Linked DNA regions of Homo sapiens: region 1 is linked to region 2. The links are chromatin loops, found by intact Hi-C in ENCODE. Cell type or tissue: natural killer cell. All regions are shown on one strand. Links, peaks and the distances in the headings refer to the core of each region. The heading gives the core; the rest is flanking DNA.

What was found. Peaks named below come from ENCODE experiments on the same cell type or tissue, not always from the same donor. Only the 100,000 strongest peaks of a DNase experiment are listed, where the experiment ranks them.
Region 1: it touches region 2 in a loop (2.6-fold over the local background); 1 of 110 quality-filtered maps calls a loop at or near these places.

The regions. Positions count from the first base shown.
Region 1 is chr20:20,600,078-20,606,208 of GRCh38, reverse strand. RALGAPA2 (Ral GTPase activating protein catalytic subunit alpha 2) reads left to right here. Exons shown (of 40, transcript NM_020343.4): 15 at 797-1,034; 16 at 4,363-4,527. Among named protein-coding and RNA genes, the nearest start is that of RALGAPA2, 110 kb to the left of the region's middle. RefSeq lists enhancers at 2,260-2,439, 2,630-2,709. In natural killer cell, for the core only: no CTCF peak of the experiment used is centred there; a DNase peak (open chromatin) is centred at 2,688; H3K27ac peaks cover 750 bases.
Region 2 is chr20:20,213,303-20,219,433 of GRCh38, reverse strand. All of the region lies in intron 17 of CFAP61 (cilia and flagella associated protein 61), which reads right to left. Among named protein-coding and RNA genes, the nearest start is that of CFAP61-AS1, 51 kb to the left of the region's middle. In natural killer cell, for the core only: no CTCF peak of the experiment used is centred there; a DNase peak (open chromatin) is centred at 3,163; H3K27ac peaks cover 1,843 bases.

The sequences.
Region 1 (6,131 bases), core at 600-5,599, 390 kb before region 2:
ATGGAGCGGGTGTGGAACATTCGTTCAAGAAGTTTGGCTGTGAAAATGGAAGGAAAAGGGCTGTAGCTAGACGGGGGAATCTGGGTTCAAGGGAATTTTTTCTTTTAAGATGAGGAAGAGTTTGGAGTATATTTAAATGCTGAAGAGAAAGAGCTGGGGAAGTGGGGTTGGCTGGAGATTAAAGGAGAGGGGTGGTTAAGAGAGGCATGAAGACTCCGAGGAAGGGGTCCAGAGTGTAAGGGGGCAACAGGGTAGCAGAGCGGGGCCCCTCTTGGAGTTCAGCCCACAGGTGGAGGTGGAGCTGGGTGAATATGGGCAAGAATGTGAGTCCATGGGCAGAGGTTGAGGGGAGTCTCATTGAATGGGTTCTGTTTCTTGTGAAGTCTGCAGTGAATCCATCTGCTCAAAGTCAGGGAGGATTTGGTGGGCTGGCGGTTTTCCTGTAGGAGGTTTGAAGTAGCCACTGTGGATGGTAGGAAAAGAGCAGTCTCAGGAAGCAGAGTTGTCACTGTGCGGAGGGCTTTGTCTTTTCTCTGATTATAGCCAGGGCCAGCTGCAGACACTAGAACAATATTGAATCAGTAACTTTGTTCATAATGATAACTAACTCCCCAATAGCTTAAATTTTGATTATAGTTGGTCAAATGAATTTTGAGAATTAAAAGAAAAACAACTTCCAAAAGTACTTTTTATTTTAAAATTTGTGTTATTAATAGTAATTTAAAACATTTTGTTTAAAAGTATGCTTTTTCCAAATGAAGATGTGTGAATTCTCTTGTTGGTTGGTTGGTTTTAGACGCTCATGGTAGCTTGGATCCGAGCAAACCTCTGTGTGTACATTTCTCGAGAGCTCTGGGATGACTTTCTTGGTGTGCTGTCCTCCCTCACGGAATGGGAGGAACTTATAAACGAGTGGGCCAACATTATGGACTCCTTGACAGCAGTGCTTGCAAGAACCGTTTATGGAGTTGAGATGACAAACCTACCTCTGGATAAATTAAGTGAACAAAAGGAAAAGAAGCAACGAGGCAAAGGTATTTCCACTCTTCCAGGTTAACACCAGATGTCTAGGACTGGGGACGAGTGTGTATTTGTATGACTAAGCAATTAATGCGCGAAATTTTATAATGAACTGAACCAACTACACAGTGTCTTCTTAATAGTGGCATTAATTTGTGTCTCATATCATTCTGTTCCCTTAATGAGATGGTGAATTTCTGAGGAAGCTATGCAAGAAGGAAGATGCAAGGAAGGTAGTAGTAATAGTAGTGATAACTAACAGTAATAATAATGGCTATTACATTGTACATATTATCTCTTTTTACCTTCATAATAACCTAGTGAACTGTAGATACTTGTATTATCCCCATATCACAGACAAAGAAACTGAAGTACAGAGACTTTGCAGGGATGTCCAATCCTTTGGCTTCCCCAGGCCACATTGGAAGAATTGTCTTAGGTCACACATAAAATACAGTAAAACTAACGATAGCTGATGAGCTAAAACAAAAAAAGAAATTGCAAAAAAAAAAAAAATCTCATAATGTTTTAAGAAAGTTTACGAATTTGTGTTGGTCTACACTCAAAGCCATTCTTGGCTTCATGTGGCCCATGGGTCACGGGTTGGACAAGGTTGCCTTACAGTGATTGACTCATCCAAGGCCACATAGTTAAGAAGTGTTTAGAAATCAAAGCTGGATAAATACAACTCAAGATGTCACACTATTAAGATGCATTCTACAGCCTCTCTAGGAAACGTGGAGAAATTCTGAATGCTTCAGATGGGAGCTATTTTGGCTTTGTTGTATTTCTGGGTAAAAGTTGTTTTGGGACTGAGAACCTCAAATGAAAGTTATGTTTTCAAGGTAGAAAACATCAGTGGTAGTTTCTATTAGGAATGACAATTTGGCATCCCCTTAATTACTGTGCTTAAGGATGTGGCATGGTCCTTGGATTAATTCACTTGTACTACACCTTACTCTGTAAAGATTTGAGGCAGCTCATAGAAAGGCATATAGTACAGTAGATCAAATACAAAATAGGGTCAAAATGAGTGAGGTTGCAGGGAACTGCCATTGTGATTAAAATGCCAAAATACATGCCATAGAGCCTCGTGGGCTTGCTGGGGAGATGGAAAAGTCAAACATTGGATTTGATTTTGGTCTTTGCAGGGTTACATCAAATAGAGAATCACAGAGCACATAGGGTAAAAACAATTCAATCACTTAGGTGATGCTTAGCTTTTATTAGGTCCTCCTGAGACTTGGGAGGAATTTTTCCTTCAAAGCTTCTTAAAGGGTACACACTGCTTATTGTGTAGACTACCCTTTAATAATACCAGCTGCCTTATAGACAGTATCAGTGTGCTTTTGCCATGTGACAAATCACCCCAAAACTTATGGCTTAAAATAACAACCACTTATTTATCTTGATTTGATGAGTTGGCAATTTGGGTTGGACTCAGCCAGTCAGTTCTTCTGCTGGTCTTTGCTTCTGTGTTTGCAGTCAACCACGCTGTGAAATAGTCAGCTAGGCAGCTCTACTTTTACGGGTTGACTGGCTGTCAGCAGGGGCAATGAGGTGTGACTGGGCCACGTGTTTCAGCAGCCAGAGGCTAGCTCAGGCTTGTTCACCAAGTGGCTTAGAGTTTCAGGGGCAGTAAGAGGGTAAGCTCAAATTTTCAAGTGCATTTCAAGTCTCTGCTTGTTCAGTTTTGCTACCAAGTAAGTCACGTGATGAAGCCTAATGTCATTACAGGAGAGAACAACAGAGGATGTGGATACAGGGAGGTGTGAACCAGTTACAGTGGTTAGTAAACCATATACACGTATAATAAATGTGGTGGATTCTTATATCTTCATTGAAATCTGAGAATGGCTTGCCAAAGCACTAATTAATAAAAGCAAGTTAGTAAGAAGCCAAAATAAAGTAGTTGAAGTACATGGCAATCCAGTGGAACAGTTTAATCCCAATGTAGATTTAGACTGTCTAATGCAATGATTTTCTAACATTTTTAACAGATCCGTTTTTCTTCCCGGTTGAAGGTATACACAACTCCTTTCTAAAGAAATAGACTGGAGATTTAGGATTGAAGTAGGGGCAGGGAGCCAAGAGTCTGGGCCCTTGGCGTCCATCTAGTCCTCTCTGACAGCTCTGAGGACCTTTGTGTAAACCCGGGGCCTGAGAGGACCCAGATACTTCCAACTAGGAACTTGCCTCCCTAAGACAGTCGTTCTCAGCCCAGAAGAGAACTTACCTGGCTAAGGATACCTTTCAGGCCAGAGGAGGAGAGCTGAAATAGGAGATAAGGACCTACCTTCAATTGTTGTAATCCATGCACGAGTGCACATGTGTGCATACACTACACACACACACACACACACACACACACACACGCCTGCCATTCTGCAAGATTCTCTTCCTACCCACAGATTCATCTAAAGAGACAGACTTATCTTAGGAAGGCAAACAACTTCGAAAACACTGTTTTCAAAATGTACCGAACACATTATTTAATTAGTGACCATGACTAATATTTCTGATTTATGTTGCTTTATTCTAAAAAGGATTTAAATATTTATTATAGAAACACTTGCCTTCTAAGGGCTAGACTACTAGAAACAAAAAGCACAGGCAGAGGAAACTGGGTGTGGAAACATGCCACAGGTGGCAGCCACTGGCCACATCATACCTGTGCAGAAATCTGTAAGTCTGCCATTCTCTTTCCTCCTCTATTTCTTTTGGTCCATAGCCTCTCATTGAAATAATTAACCAGAACAATATGAGGAAAAATAAAAGTTGAATCTCAGACTACAATGTTTTATTGTTTTGGACCTTTGCTAAAATAGGATTTTGTATTATTTGTAGATTTTCATTATCCTGCCCATTTGACTGAATCCACATTAGAGTTTATAGGCATGGATTGCTCTGGGGATTTGTGGAGGGGTTGGTGTCTACAGGATGCAGTACTATTCTAACATCAGGATCTCTGAGTTTTTGGTTTATAAGTAGTGGTTTTTGGAGTGTCCTGGGAACAGTAGTATAACTTCATTTGATATTGTTCTTGTATTGAGAAAGGTTTATTAATACTTTCTTTTGTATATTGGAATGAGTACTATGAAGATATAATAATATCCATAAGACTGTTTTAGATTCTTGAAAATATTTTGGCAACAAGAATTCTTAAATTAGTGACATATGAGCAACTTCCTAAATTGCAGTGTAAGGAAGTGGTACTTAATTTGTGACAAGGAAACCTGCTGATTATATATAGTTGTAGGTACACCATTTGCTGAGCAACACAAGCGTGAAATGAATAATAATGAATTCAGCCTTTAGATTATTTTTCTTTTCCTTTATCAGGCTGTGTTCTAGATCCTCAGAAAGGAACCACCGTGGGGAGGTCCTTTTCTCTCAGCTGGCGGAGCCACCCAGATGTGACCGAACCGATGCGATTTAGGAGTGCCACCACGTCTGGAGCACCGGGAGTGGAAAAGGCAAGAAATATTGTTCGCCAAAAAGCAACTGGTAAACATTTATTTAAATGCTTCTCAAAAATCTAATTGTTATCTAAAATAAATTTATAGGCATAAAGTGTGTTAAAAATTCTACTCAAAATTTAAATATTAGACCTTATATTAAATGAAATGTCTCTACATCTTTTTAGCTTTATGCTCTGGTTACTTTTCAAATCACAGTTTTCAGTTACTTATTTCTAAATCCTCCATTGTGAGAAAGAACTTGTGATGTTGATATTGAGTGAGATATTTGTGCGAAATAGAGAAAATACAGGTTTTGTTTGAACCTTGAAGAAAATAGATTGTTAATAAATACACCAGTAGTTGCACTATTGTCAGTGTTAAACAATATTAATCTTTAGAGTGTGGCAACCTGTTTCAGCAAAGAAAAGGAGAATTTCAGGACTGGATAGACATTTTCATTTTTTGCTCCTTTGGAAAATTGAGCCTTTTCATGCCTGTGGATGTTATCTTTGCAGCGTATTTCAGTTAACAACTTGACCAACAACCCCCAGTTAATTGGACTACTTTGCTACATTTTACTCTTTTTTTCTTTTCTTTTCTTTTCTTCTCTTCTCTTTTCTTTTTTTTTGAGACAGAGTCTCGCTCTGACGCCCAGGCTGAAATGCAATGGTGTGATCTCAGCTCACTGCAACCTCTGCCTTCCGGGTTCAAGCAATTTTCCTGCCTCAGCCTCCTGAGTAGCTGAGATTACAGGCGCGTGCCACGACGCCCGGCTAATTTTTGTATTTTTAGTAGAAACAGGGTTTCACCATGTTGGTCAGGCTGGTCTCGAATTCCTGACCTCGTGATCTGCCCGCCTCGGCCTCCCAAAATGCTGGGATTACAGGCGTGAGCCACTGCGCCCGCCCTACATTTTACTTTTAAAACAAAAAGTGAACTCTTTAAAAAGAAGCTTGTATACGGCATTTAATAAGAATAAATAAAGCCACCTCCTCCCCAGTGACTTTGAGCCTGTAACTTAGGTTTAAGACAATTGTAATTGATATTTAACATGTTGACTTCAGAAAGTCGCAAGATCCTCTGGCCATAAAACAAAGATTCATTAAAGCTTAACATATTCTATAGTGCTTAGTAAAGGCTTAATACAGATGGTTTAGAATCCTGTTGGAGTTTTTATGAAAATATATTCCACCTTAACTGTAACTCTCTCATACTTTTTTGCTGTAGCATTTGCTGGAAATTATCACCTTATTTACATGCACAGCCTATTCTGCTTCTTTCTTTCTTTCTGTCATTCTCTCCCCTGAGGAGAGACCCAATTCTTTGTTAGCAGGCAACTTTTGAGGATGCTCATTCACTGATTTCCTTTCTCATTCCAATTCCTAAAAACTATTTGCTTTTATCATTGGATTCTTTTTTTGTTTTGTTTTTTGAGTCGGAGTCTCATGCTGTTGTTCAGGCTGAACCGCAGTGGAGCGATCTCAGCTCATTGCAACCTCTGCCTCCCAGGTTCAAGCGATTCTCCTGCCTCAGCCTCCTGAGTAGCTGGGACTACAGGTGCGCACCACTATGCCAGGCTAATTTTTTTTTTCTTCAGTAGAGACGGGGTTTCGCCATGTTGGCCAGACTGTTCTCGTACTCCTTACCTTA
Region 2 (6,131 bases), core at 536-5,535:
AATCTGCCCTTATTCCTATAGAAACAACTTAAACTATACAGCAAAGAGTTACTATGCCAAAGAGTCATTTCTCCAACTAGAAAAGCAACTCTGGAAAAAAAATTTTGGGATAAAATCAATATTCTAGAGTCAAAGAACAAAATTTCAACAAATTGAGTTTCACAGATCTGATTGACTTTTATTAGCAATTCATGAACTGGGCAGCATCCAACCTACAAAACAGAAAGGAGCTCTGATGAGCTAGACAGAGTGGGTAAGTTTTATCGGCAGTAAAAAAGTGAAGGAATACAGGAACAATGAACAAGTAGTGGATTGGTCATTTCGATATTACTTTCCTTAGAGAGATGTAAGCAAAATCTTGTTGGCTTAATGGGATTTGAATATCACCTCTCTCCTGGTTTCTCAGAAGGTCAGATATTTCAAGCAAATAACCTAGTTTCAGATTGGTAAAGTGGAACTTTAGCACAAGTGACTCCATCTGGGGCCCACTATCTTTAACACTAGCAACAAGGACAGTCTAACTTGTTAGTGGGGAAGGCAACTGAATGTGTGAAGCAATTCTGAGGGCATTGAGATAACCTATTCAGTATCCTGATGTCTGAAATTCTACCACCAAAACTTTAGCAGAGCTTAATTCAACAATTTCAATTTGACAGATACATATCAAGGATCTACCAGATGCCAACAATTGGTCTAAATGCTGAGGTGTGAATGAGGCATGGTTCTTGTCTTTAAGGAATTCTCATTAGGTTGGGGGACAGACAAGTAAACAAATAAAATGCAGTACATGTGACAATGGTAGTGTATCAGGAAGCTACTGTTGTGTAACAAACCAAGCCAAAATACAGTGGGTTAAAAGAGTACGTATTCATTTGGCTCATGGTTCTGTAGGTCAGTAGTTTAGGCTGTGCTCACCTAGGAAGTTTTTCTGGACTCAGCTGGTGTATTAATCTGTTTTCATGCTGCTGATAAAGACATACCCGAGACTGGGTAACTTATAAAAGAAAGAGGTTTAATTGGACTTACAGTTCCACGTGGCTGGGGAAGGTCTCACAATCATGGTGGAGGGTGAAAGGCACTTCTTACATGGTGGTGGCAAGACAAAATGAGGAAGAAGCAAAAGTAGAAACCCCTGATAAGCTCATGAGATCTCGTGAGACTTATTCATTACCACGAGAATAGCACAGGAAAGACCAGTCCCCATGATTCAATTACCTCTCCCTGGGTCCCTCCCACAAGATGTGGGAATTCTGGGAGACATAATTCAAGTTGAGATTTGGGTGGGGACACAGCCAAACCATATCAGCTGGGAAGCCATGGAATCAGCTGAAGTTTAACTGTTCTAGGACAGCAGGAAAAGTCACATAAGGCAGCTTGGAGAAAGTGACAGTGGAGCTAAATTTAGCAGAATCAATGGGATATTTCCAGGTGAACAAGAGGGAACAAGTTTCTGGATGAGAGGGAAAAGCCAGGGCAAGGATTTGGAAGGATGACACACCCACTGACCCATAGGTCAGTCTACATGAATGGATTTGCAGATTATGTTCTGAGAGCAACCTTTGAAAGGAGAAGGCTGCATGGTCATGCAGAGGCAATACAAGAAGCAGACACAGAGGGAGACACAAAGGGAGGAGAAGGAGTTGGGACAAAAGGCTGGGAGGGAAAGCTGATGGCCAATTGTGTCCACACCACGACCTCCCTTCAGGCAACATTATTTGGTAAATCTCTGCACACAGAATAAGATGAGAACTTCTGTTCCCCCAGGGAATATGCTGTTTGCTCAGGCCCAGTAACTTAAGTGGCTATTTGCTCTGCTGGCTTAGGCCTCTGGTTCATTTGCTAGAACAACGATAGCAGTGGCAGAAAACTCATTTTTCTGAGAAGTTTGGTCCAAGTGAGTGCTGTTCCACAGATACAACTTTTCAATCTTGCTATCTTGCCACCATTTTCACTCCTGGATATTTATTTCATATTTATTTTCACTCCTGGATATTTTCAACACACATGTGTCCTGTGAGCAAGCTAACATGCGCGACTCTATTTTAAATTTCTAATGTGTGCCTCCATGCACAATTTTAGTCTTTCAGCTAGGCTCACTATTTCTGTTGACATCCAATTGTATCTCTGACTTAGTCTGAAGAAATTAAGCATATCTCTTTCATCTCAATGCAAACAATGGTTTGTATTCTCTTTCACATGACTTGAAAATTCTGTACACCAAAAGGCTCGCTGGGCTTTTGTAAAAGCAATGCACAATGATTGTTTTGAAAGAATAAGCCTTTCTGAAAATTCCTACAGAGTATGCTAAGGCTACAAAGTTCAAAGGAATTTGGTCAGATTCAATGGAATAGCCTCTTGGTTCAAGTGAAGGACTTGGAGGGAGGAATAAAACAAATCCACCTTCTTTTTAAATAGAAATGAAAAGAGAGCTAAGCAGAAACGTCAACAGGAAGGAAGCTGAAATACAATAAATGGGAGTGGCCACTGCTGAACACAAGTTAGAGAAACATTTTAATAAAACACACAAGGCTAATTTCAGTCACTCAGATACTTCACATCAGATCAGGGAAAATAAAGATCTAAGTCTTTACCGCTAATTCTTAGGAAATGAAGATCCCATCCCATGAAAAAAAAAAAATTGGTATAGAAAATTTCCACTGTTTTTCTTCTCATTCTTTGAATCAATTCCTGATGATTTTGACAGCAGTTTAAAAAAATGTTAATTCCATGCTCTCAATGGAAACTTTTCCAAAACAGTATTCAAAATATCTGAAGTAGTTACGAAAATAAAAATAAAACCCCCAACCAAGCAAACAGCAATAACAATACTGCTGTAATTAATCAGCACAAAAGGCTTCCCCATGCCCAGAAGTCCTGGCAGGGATGTGGGTTGCTGCTCATGAGAGTGACACCTATGTGATGACAGCTGTGACTTGCAGGGTGTCTGAGACTCCAAATACAAAACCAAACAGGAGTCCTCGGGAAATTCTCCCTTTTGCTCACTCTGTGTATATTCAAACACAAACTATTTTCAAAAAATTCCCTAAAACCCCTCTGAGTGGGATGGAAGGGACTAGGCAAGCATATTGCACTGTAATTAACACCCGTTCACCACTGACATCACACGTCAGTGTAAAGATAGGTCACGTACTTTTAATTTCTCACACGCACGTCAGCGGTAAACAGTCCCAGTGTTCGTGTTAATGACACCATCTGGCGCCTCCCATAACTGTGTAGCATTCAGCTTCCAAACAAGATGTAATGGCAGCAACACATGAAACCCACTGACATTTACAGTAAGGAAATTTATTATCAGTCATCGGTTTGGTATAAATGTGTTTGCATGACTGCTGGGGCTATAAAATCGTCACCTTTGCCAGGCAAGCAAAGGTGCAATAAATAATGGATTTTAAGCCATGCATGTACTACCAAATCATTAAACATTTATCAAACAGGCACAATAGCATCTTAAGCAACAGTTACCACTTGAAAAATTAATGCCACTTTTGAGGGTTAAATGAAAACCATATAGTCTAAGCCTTAATGATTTTTAATGTGGTTCAGTACAGAATATGAAGTTTTTTTATTTTTATTTTTAGTTGAATATGATATATATATATATAAATAGGTCTTCTATAATAATTTCCTCTTGAGGAAGAATCACTCTATGTTCTTTGGTTAAATACTAAAAAATACAATTGAAATGTTTCTTGAAAAAGAAATCATGGTTAAAACCTTTCAAAACTAGAAATGGCAAACAAAAGGGTCTTTAGGAGTCACGTGGTATTATTTTCTTTAAAATCCTTAATGGATTAGTCAGTGATGATTGCAATTAAACTATTTTAACTTTGGATTTAAGGAAACATAAAGTCAAAACCAACAAAATCCCCTGAGTATCCCAGCCATGTTTGTCCCTACTACTTATTCCTTCCAAATACTCTCCCCATGGCATGCCAGTGATTTCTCCAATATGCTTGTTCTATGGGTATCCGTTGTTTTAAGAACAAAATCCTTAGCAATAACAATTCAAAATACAGATAGATTAGAGGAAGGTTTCGTGGAGGATTAGAGGAAGGCTTTATGGAGGACTTATCAAAGAATAATTTTTGACTCAAAGAAACAAAGAGAAACCTGCGTGGGAACTAATTATTTATTTGCTTGCTGGACATGGAACAATGAAGGCAGAGAAGCCAGTGGCTGCTTTGACATGAGGCTTCCCGTGTGGGAGGTGAACCAGAAGCCAAGCCTGGACGGAGACTGTGCCATCAAGAGGCTCTGTCACGAGATGCCAAGATGAGCACGCGTCTCCAAAACAACACAATCTCAACATGCAAAATGATCACCAAGCAAGAGGAAACAGAGTGAGCCCTAGAGTAAGTGAGTGGCACTGTTTGAAGAAAAAAAAGTTAAGAAGTGACTGAATAAGAGATTTCTCTGTCAGTGTCTGAGTGGGGTTTAATTCCTTGGTGAGAGCTATTGCTTAGAAAGCCCCTGTAGTTTTATGAGTCTGCTCCCTGTGGATGCTTCTCTCTCTCCACTCTCCTTCTGCCTGCCCTGCGCCCTAAACAGGAAGCAGGTGCAGCGCTCTGCAGGCAAGATCCCTGTTGGGACAGAGGGCAGGATGTCTGCAGAATACTGAGGAGGCCAGGAGGGGAGCCCTGCTCCCAAATTTTCCATCAGTGGAAAGAAGTGTTGAGATTTTAGGCCTTCATCTCTAATAGTGACTGCTGTTTACAGCGGTCCAGGGGGCTGTGAGTCTTCTTTGTGTGACTTGGGGTTGAAATTCAAGGTTTTGTCAAGACCATGCATCTTCAGGGATGGCTTCCTCCATTGTTGGGGAGAATCCCTGTGGACAGTGTTCATCTTTGGAGAACTGAATTTAGGACTCAACAGAAGGGCTTGGGGTGGGGGGTCACAGAAACTAAGAGATCACTGCGATGCCCCTCCCTGAATACATACGTATTGCTCGTTCCAAGTCATGGAGGGAGAATTTTGGAGCCTGGCCTGGTCAGACTGAGGAGGGGGTGACCATTCTCCTGCCATTTCTGTTTGCAGGGTGAGGAAGTTGCCTGAATTCCATCTGTGTGCCCACATACACAAAGCTCTGTTACACAAAGGAGCTACTCCAGCGACTAACTTAAGTGGGATTATGTGGAAACGAACACAATCCACTGGGATGGTGGTACTGTTATGGAACAACACAGATTGCCTGAGCCTGGATATCAAAACAAAAGCACCGAGTATGGGAATTTTTCTCAAACAGCTTCTCTGTCCAGTATCCTGAGAGGGCCCCACACTGCCCTGTCCTTCCATCTGTCACTAATTAATTCAAATATTTCCTAGGGTTCTAGCTGCTACCTTACATCTTCTGGAAGTGACTATCAGGGCCCTCACAGAGGTAAAGAATCAATGAATAACTCCAAGAAGCCTTTGCTCATTTCTTTCAAAGTTGTGTCGCTTCCATAATACCTGATGAAACACTCTGCCTTCATATGAGGGGGCGGGGAGGGGGTGGAGAGAGAGAGAGAGAGAGATTGCACACCATGGCGAAAACAGCTCTCCTGAAGGGTGTGAAAAAACAGTTAACAACGAAGGGGAGAGAAACAAAAAGCTATTCAACAGATGCATGTCATTTTTACTCTTCAGTGTGGATCAGTTTTTCTTGTTAATTATATCACCTATTCTTTCCTTATATTGATAATTACATAATTACATGAAACAGATGGGTGACAGAATGCACCCAGATGGTGAGAACGTAAACAGGCTTACAAATTGCTTATTCTTGAGCATATTAAAAAGAATTATTTAATAATACATAGATTTCTATACTCTACACATCTGTTGAGTAGAGCCTTCAAAATGGGTTACTTTGTCATTTTTTTTTTTTTCTTAAACAGATACAGTGTCCTCCCTGGGAATTCCTGGGAGGCCAACTGCCATGGAGGTAAAATATTTCACCTTTTCCAAAATTTGGATTCCTGAAATTCTAAATTCATGTTCTGAGCCCACTGGCTTGCTTTTCCCCTCCCGTTTTGAGAAATAGCAACGGTGGTTTCAAGGGGAGTTACAATCACATGTAGCACTGGTTATACTTTCACAAGCTGGACAAGGTTAAAAATGGGAGGGTTTGC